Linked DNA regions of Homo sapiens: region 2 is linked to region 1. A link is a loop called in an ENCODE intact Hi-C map of the cell type or tissue named here. Cell type or tissue: mesothelial cell of epicardium. All regions are shown on one strand.

Region 1 (4,000 bases):
CTGCCAATGACCTGGGTTCTCCAAGGAATCCATGACACTTCAGAGACGTAAAACCAGACCCAATGAGTGGACTGTGTTTGGATATAACTGTGAAAAAATATCTTTCAAACCATTTGAATGTGGGCTGGATATTAAATGATATTAAAGAATTATTTGTAATTTTATTAGGTCTGGTCATCATGGCCTTGCTTTAAAAAGGGAGGCCTAATTAATTAGAATATATCATACTGAAGTATTTGTGGGTGACATGGCACATTGCCTGCTATTTTATTTAAAATACTTTTTTATTAATAAAAGTGAATGCAGATGGAGAAAACAAGAGTGTCAAAATTAAAGCCACCAAAATGTAGTCACTGTGACAAAGGACATTACCCATGAGCCACGTCGGGCCTTCTGATCCTTGTGCCTCTGGGGGCATCCTTGGTCAGCTTTCAGTGGCTTTCTTACTTTATTAGTTTCAAAAGACCTTCCTAAATCCATCCACTTGTTCTTTTAGTTTTTTACTGCCTCATTTTTCCTACTGTACAAGTTGGTGTCAACGAAGTGGTATTTGCTAGAATGACCATGGCTCTGGGAAACATGGTTTGGGAAGAGAAAGGATAAAAGGGTGGGGGGTGAGGAACCTTCGATTCCTTGGTGGCCACGTGCTCAGCCGTGTGTGGAGCCACAGTTGTGCTGTGCTCAGTTACTAAAAGTGAAAGTTATCAGTGGTACTGAGAGATGGCTCCAGCTCCCTGGGAGCTGGTTCACTGGATGTGTAAGGAAATGCAAACTAGGGTAAAATGTTCAATTCCTTGGTTATTGTTCTATGTAACAGCTAAAATGAAACTAAAAGGCAGTGCTGGCTCAGACCTTGATGCTAGACCAAGCTCAGATTTCAGTGGGTCTGAGTTTCAGCCACTGGCCTGAAAGCCACCCTCAAGGGAAAAATTATGCAGGAACAACGTGAAGTATCTCTAAGATCTCTGGTCACCAGCAGGTAGTCCATGTGGGGAGAGGGCCAAACCAGAAGACCACTGAAACCAGAGGTGCCGTGTGAAGGAACTGTTCATTTTGTAGATCAGTATCATCAGCTTCCTGAGGAGTCTTTAGTAAAAATGGGTTATGACAGCAACAAATATAGGATGAATATCTTTGGTTTGGAATGCTGCAGAGTGGAAGAGCGTGTTTGGGTTCATGCAGTACCCACAGCTTGCTATGGAACAATCACAGGTGGCTCTAAGTGATCAGACACACAGAAGGTTATTCTCAAGGGAACAGCCAGCCTGGTGGACTGGTTACAGTCACTGTAAGATTTGTGTATCCTGAGAAGAGGGACTGTTGTCTCCTCCTATGACTGAAGTGGAGCACCCCAGATGAAGCGGCGGACATGCTTTGCGTGCAAGCCATATGGGACTGTCTTTTTGATGACCGCGATATTCACCTGTTAAACATGCCTGTTACCCATGTATAGCAATATATATATAATAGAGACAGAGAGAGAGAGAGAGAGATGGAGTCTCACTCCGTCGCCCAGGCTGGAATACAGTGGCATGATCTTGGCTCACTGCAACATCCACATCCCGGGTTCAGGCAATTCTCATGCCTCAGCCTCCTGACTAGCTGGGATTACAGGCGCCTGCCGCCACGCCCAACTAATTTTTGTATTTTTAGTAGAGACAGGGTTTCACCATGCTGGCCAGGCTGGTCTTGAACTCCTGACCTCAGGTGATCCACCCTCCTCGGCCTTCCAAAGTGCTGGGATTACAGGCATGCGCCACTGCGCCCTGCCGTAAAGCAGTATTAATTGGGCATGCTAAATGGGAACCAGTGAGACCGTCTGAGCCCACAGGGGAGAGTTGAAGCTGGAGTCTTGGTATGGCCAGATTCTCTCTGTGTTAGGTCTGTGTGGTGTGTGCACTGGAGCTTACATCAAAGCCTGTGAGCACCTCCCAGCGACAACTACTGGGACTCTAGACTGGAGAATTCTCATTTAAAGGGTATTTACTAACTTGGTCTCAGACATTAGTGGAAACTACTCTTATGACTGAAGGACATAAAATGATCTTAAAACATGAAATACCCCTGATGTCTTGGGTGATATCAGAGAAATGCTCTAATGGGAATGGCAGTACCCTAGAAGAGTCCTGTAATAAAATGGAAGTGGTTTATTCAGGATCATGCTGCCTAGGGAATACAAGGAGGCGATATGAGCAGGGAGCCCATTTTCCTCTAGGACTGAATCTGGAGCTATGTGAGGAGCTTCTGGATTCTATCGTCAGTTGAACAGAGCCCTGTCAACCTCTCTCAACTGACCGACGAAGAGTTGCTTGGTTTGTGGGTGGCAGTTCCAAGGTGAAGAGACACACAGTCCTGTTGGAAGGGCTACTTTGATCAAAGCAGGCTAAAACAAATCAACTTGGTGGGCTGAAATGCATGCTGTTACCTAACAGTGATGGAAGAATTGAAGGGTTGTAGAAGCGCCTGTGTTTGGGGTTTTATTGACTTTTGGGCAGCGACCAGTGGCCTGGCCATACACTCAGCAAGAGGGCCATGGAAACCTGGCTATTAAAAGGACTCCCCCATGGAGCACAGCCCTGTGGAAATCTGAGGGTGCATTAAAGTAAAACAAGTCAATGCTCATCAGAACTCCCTTCCAGATTCCAAAGGTGACTGGAGTCAACAAGCAGTTATCCCTGTGTCCTCCCCTGATGTGGGCAGCTGGGTCCATGAAATAAGTGGGTAGCTGCAGCAGTGCAGAGATGGGCTGAATCTAGACATGTTCTGTATAGACGCTGACTGGTCTGGGCTTTGCTTACCCGGTGGAGGATGCAAATGCTCACTGTGCCATTCAAAAGCCAGAACAGAAGATATTGCACCAATTTGGATGGCCCAGTCACATTTCTTTAGACCAAGGAACACACTTTACAGCCTGTAATATCCAACAATGGGCAGAGCTAGTCTCCTCCGGGTAATAGTTTGATAGAAAAGTAGAACAGGCAATTCAAACATTAGTTGTCCTAAACGGGGGGAGATGAAGACACGAAGGGCTGGCTTGCACATCTTCACAAGTGTAGTGCACACTCACCATGAGTGGGGCTAAAGGCGTGTTCCCCTAACACTTTCCTCCGTTTCCTGGTGGATCTGGGGTAGAGGGGTGGGAGGATGCTGGTATGACTATGCAGTTCTTGCCAAGGGAGAAGTACCCAGGCATAATGACTGCAATTTTTTTTCCTTCCCTCTCCACATCACGTTAACTTTTTTTCCCCTACCTGATGCAGGGGTCATAGGCCCAGGGCTGCAATTATAAATGCTGACAGCAGGGATGATTCCTAAGCAGGAAATTGTCACTATGTTTTTAAAACTTGTGTCAGAATTCCCAAGGGCCTGATGGGGATGGGTTGTGCCTTCACCCCATCTGGCAAACTGGGGTTGACACAGAATGAAGCTATCTTGTTTGGTGGTAAGTATAGCCCACGGCTTTGTACCCTGTCTGAACGGAGTGGACCCAGGGAGGGGCACCTGCTAGACCAGTAATGCTCCCAGCAATCTAGACCAGCACAGTGTCTGATCTGAGTGTCCCTTCCAAGGGTGGAAACGTTTGGGTCTAAACAAAGAGAAGGAGAAATCATAGCTGAGGGTAAAGGAGTGAATAAAACGCTCCTGTAATGAGGGAAGTCTCATATTATATTAACACTGAAAATGCTCCAGAGCAAGAGATATCATTGCCTCTTAGCTCAATTATCCCAGATGCCCAGAAGGGTAAAGCTATGTGTTTGCCGAGGCCACTCCTGCTTTTGAAGCCCTACAGGACAGGGTGGAAGCCTGCAAATCTGAGTAGCCCCACCCTGGGAGACATTTCCATAAGATATGATGATGGACTGGACTAACTATTAATGAATGAGTGGGATTCTAGTCATGTGACAGTATCTTTTGAGTTGTATATCATTTTGCTGTAAGAGATTGGTGGCCAGAGACAGGGGGCGGACTGTGATACTGTACTATAGTAAGAAATATCTAT
Region 2 (4,000 bases), 390 kb before region 1:
CCGAGGTGGGTGGATTGCTTGAGCCTAGGAGTTCAAGACCAGCCTGGGCAACATGGTGAAACTCTGTCTCTATAAAAAATACAAAAATCAGCCGGGCATGGTGTTGTGCACCTGTAGTCCTAGCTACTTGGAAGGCTGAGGTGGGAGGTCACTCGAGCCTGGGAGGTCAAGCCTGCAGTGAGTGGAGGTGGTGCCACTGTACTCCAGCCTGGGCAACAGAATGAGACTCTGTCTCAAAAAATTAAATCAATTATGAGGGGGGTGGGGGAGAGAGAGAGAGATACTCCACAGAGAAAGTTTTGTGTGTCAGAGTCTGAAAGTGAGACTTGAGCCCCACGTCAAATTAAATTTCCTAGTCCTCAGATTGGCCCTTATAAACTGGCTTCAGGCATATGGTATGGAGTCATCTCTGTGGTAAGGTCTGACAATGTTCTCTTCGGGTAACCCCTCACTGGAGCCAACACAGGTGCTGAGGTCCCAGGTGGGTGTCCGTAACCATGACCTCGGGGTTCATCATGGACCAAGCTGCAGCAGCGAAGATGTGGACACCCCTTCCTGCAGATCCCATACATGGATCCCTGAAAGTCTTCCCCAGGAAGGGCTTGAGGAAATCTAGACTCGAGGTCAGGAGATATTCATGGTCTGGCTAGAGATTCATGGCCCCCGCTCTCAAAGTAGCAAACTCCATGGCACCAGGCAGGCAGCTCCATGCCACTGCAGTTGAGGGAGGGAACGGACGAAGAGGCAGTCGGGTGGCCCTGAGCTGAGTGAGTTATAAACAGGAACAAATCTTTCATTCCCAAGGGCCTCATACTTTTACTGTGGAACTAGAAGAAAATGAGGTGTTGTCCTGAGTACTTCAAAGTCATGTCCCAGACTAGTGGCAAACAACCGATCTTTCCTCTTGAGACATGTTCACTGGTTCTAAAGGCATTAAACAACGATTCCATTAAACAATGGACTTCTGGGGAGGGTACTTTTTGGGCCCCAGTTGACAGAATATGGCAATTCTATTTGAGAGCCTTGGGCCGTCTGTATCCAGATGAAGGTGACTGATGTCAGGGACATCTTAGCTATGGACTCTTCAAAAGCAGCAAGCCATGGGTGTTAATGTTCCTCAACAGCATGTCTTTGGACCTTGAGAGTGTGAGCCTTGGGAGCGCATTGGTGTGCCTGCCAGACCACCCTCAGCACACAAGTGGAGTCCACCCCGGAACAGAAGGCAGAGCCCACCTCTGGATTTCCAACATTTCAGCATGGGGGCTCCTGGCTAGAACCATCCCATAGTGGGTAATATACACAGGACATACCTCAGCTCTGAGAAGGACAGAAATCCAGAACTGTCTATCAGTCACTCTCTCAACTGGAGGCCTCAGCTGGAGAGATGTAACTGAACTGTCTAAAGATGCTGGGCATTAGGATGTCCATATGTCTCTAGGAGTGAGGCCAGAAGACTTCCTCCTTATGCTGGGGAACTGGAGGGGAGACCTAGGCTGCCCATCTGCCTCTGGAAGGAGTTGAGACACTGGAGACCTAATTCAGTGTGCAACTAATTTCAGGAACAAAACACAGGAACTGTAACAAGCAGCCACCAACACATCTTGGAACAGCTCAGACTGGATCAAGCCGTGGCCGGCTGCCAGGGTAAGGATGTGGGAGCTTTTGGCAGACAGAGTGTTGCTAGGAACCAGGGGCTGCAGGACAGGAAGCAAAATGGTCAACTGCTGAAGCCTCTTTGTGTCTTGTGCTACAACTGTTTAGAACCTTACCCACTGTTATGGCTGAATGGTGTCTGACTGCACCCCAATTCCTATGCTGAAGCCCTAACATCTGGTACCTCAGAATGTGACTATATTTGCAGATACGGCCTTTAAAGAGGTGATTAAGTTAAAATGAGGTGGTTAGGGTGGGCCCTAATCCAGTATGGCTGAGGGTCTTTATAAGAAGAGGAAATTAGGACAGAGTCATATACATATGGAGAAAAGATCATGTGATGATACAGGGAGAAAATGGCCATCTGCAAGCCAAGGAGAGAGGCCGCTCTGCCAGCACCTTGATCTTGGACTTCCAGCCTCTGGAATTGTCGTTTCTACTACTTCAGCCTCCCAATCTGTGGCACTTTGTTCTGACAGCCCTAGCATGTGAATACATCCAGGCATAAAGTAGGGGAGGAGAATGAAATAGGACAAGATAGGGTAACCCACAGGAAACATCTGCCCACTGGTGAGCTTTCCCTGTGTACACAGGGTTGGCCAGACAGAAGGTCCTGCCACTTCTCCAGAAAGGTCAGGGCCACTACCCCTCTGCTATGGGTTGGATGTGGTTTGTTTGTTTCTGTCAGAACTCATGTTGAAATTTGATCTCTAATGTGGCAGTGTTGGGCGGTGGGGCCTAGTGAGAGGTGTTTGGTTACTGGTGCGGATCTCTCATGCATAGGTTGGTGCTATTCTCAAGGAAATCAGTGAGTGCTCGCCCCGGGGAGACTAGATGAGTTCTCTTGGGAATAGATTAGTTCCTTTGAGAGAGGATTGTTAATAGAGCCAGCATTCCCCTGGGACTTTCTCCTCTTCAAACGTGTCCACTGCCCCTTTGATATTCTCCACCACGTTATGATGCAGTTGTGATAGTCCTCACTGGAAGCCAGGGCCATGCCCTTGAACTTCTCACCCTGCAAAATTGTGAGCTAAACGTATTTTTTTAATACATTACCCAGTCTCAAGTGTTCTTTTATAGCAACACAAAATAAACTAAAATACCCCCTCAGAGGATCTAAGTTGGGGATGGGGCAGTGGCCTATCTTGGAGGAGAAACCTCGGCTAGGTGGGTCCAACCCTTGCATCAGAGCATGTGTGGCTAAGTGGCAAGGCTGAGGCCTTCAGCACAGGGGCAGGCACAGGGGCAGGAGAAGCAACTCCACGTTGGGCAAAGCAAGAAATCCATTCTGCTCTGTGGCTTTGCTGTGTGTCACTAGGGAGACAAGTGGACAGTGTCACACAAACAGCCCATTGCTGACTGGTAAGGGGAGTGGGGAACAAACCATTCTGGAGGAACAGATTGAGGACAGAGTCCTAGCACCTCTCTAGTCGAGGGAAACCTGGAAGAATGAAAGTCTTTGTGAGAACGCAAAGATTTTCCAAGTTATTCTATCTTCTCACCATTGGACCCCGAAGGCTCTCCCCTGCCCCAGCCTGCACTGCTCAATATAATCATCCACTGCAGTCACAGGGGAAAATGAGGCTGCAATTCACCCAGAATGGAAAGATCAGCTGCATATTTCCAGACCAATTTTTTCCACTGACAGTGACTCGATAAATAACCACAGGCTGGGAGAAGGAGAAGACCGTGTGGATGAGAGCTGGGTGGGGCATGTACTCTGGTTGTCCTTCCACCCTTCAAAGAATTACAGGCTGGCCAGCAAGACTCAGCCTCCAGCCATCCCTCATCCTACTGATTGTCTCTAAGGTCAACTTGTTGTCTACAGTGCAGTGAGGCACTCCCCTGTGCCTCAGACCCCACCCAGCTCTAACGTCCACCTTGTGGAGTGGACAACCCTCTACTGCAGGATCCTCTAGAACACAGCAGGAAACTTGCACATCTTTGGACTAATGAGGCACACAGGGAAAACCCTGATTCCTGCTGGAGGGGCACAAAATAGAGCAGCTCTGTTATTATTCAATGTATATGCTTTTAAAATTATTAATTTTTTAAAATTTTAGATTCAGGGGATACATGTGCAGGTTGGTTACATAGATATATTGCATAATGGTGAGGTTTAGGCTTGTAGTATACCTATCACCCAATCAGTGAACATTGTACCCAATAGGTAATTTTTCAACGCTCACCCCCTCCCACCCTCCATTGATATACTGATTACACGTTTTTGATCTAGCAAAGCTATCCACTAAAAACACTTAGAGACTAATAATGTTATACCTAAGTTTTCCACTCTCTTACTCTTTTCTGGACTTTTTTTATGGATATAAAATGTGTATACAGAAAT

What was found. Hi-C counts contacts between places; a loop is a spot of excess contacts. Peaks named below come from ENCODE experiments on the same cell type or tissue, not always from the same donor. Only the 100,000 strongest peaks of a DNase experiment are listed, where the experiment ranks them.
Region 2: a loop joins it to region 1, with 23 times the contacts of the local background. A loop is called at or near these places in 2 of 110 quality-filtered maps.

What each region holds. Positions count from the first base shown.
Region 1 is chr6:160,265,416-160,269,415 of GRCh38, forward strand. No RefSeq gene overlaps it. Among named protein-coding and RNA genes, the nearest start is that of SLC22A2, 8.6 kb to the left of the region's middle. In mesothelial cell of epicardium, no CTCF peak of the experiment used is centred here; no DNase peak of the experiment used is centred here.
Region 2 is chr6:159,873,049-159,877,048 of GRCh38, forward strand. No RefSeq gene overlaps it. Among named protein-coding and RNA genes, the nearest start is that of MAS1, 16 kb to the right of the region's middle. RefSeq lists an enhancer at 2,216-2,868. In mesothelial cell of epicardium, no CTCF peak of the experiment used is centred here; a DNase peak (open chromatin) is centred at 1,633.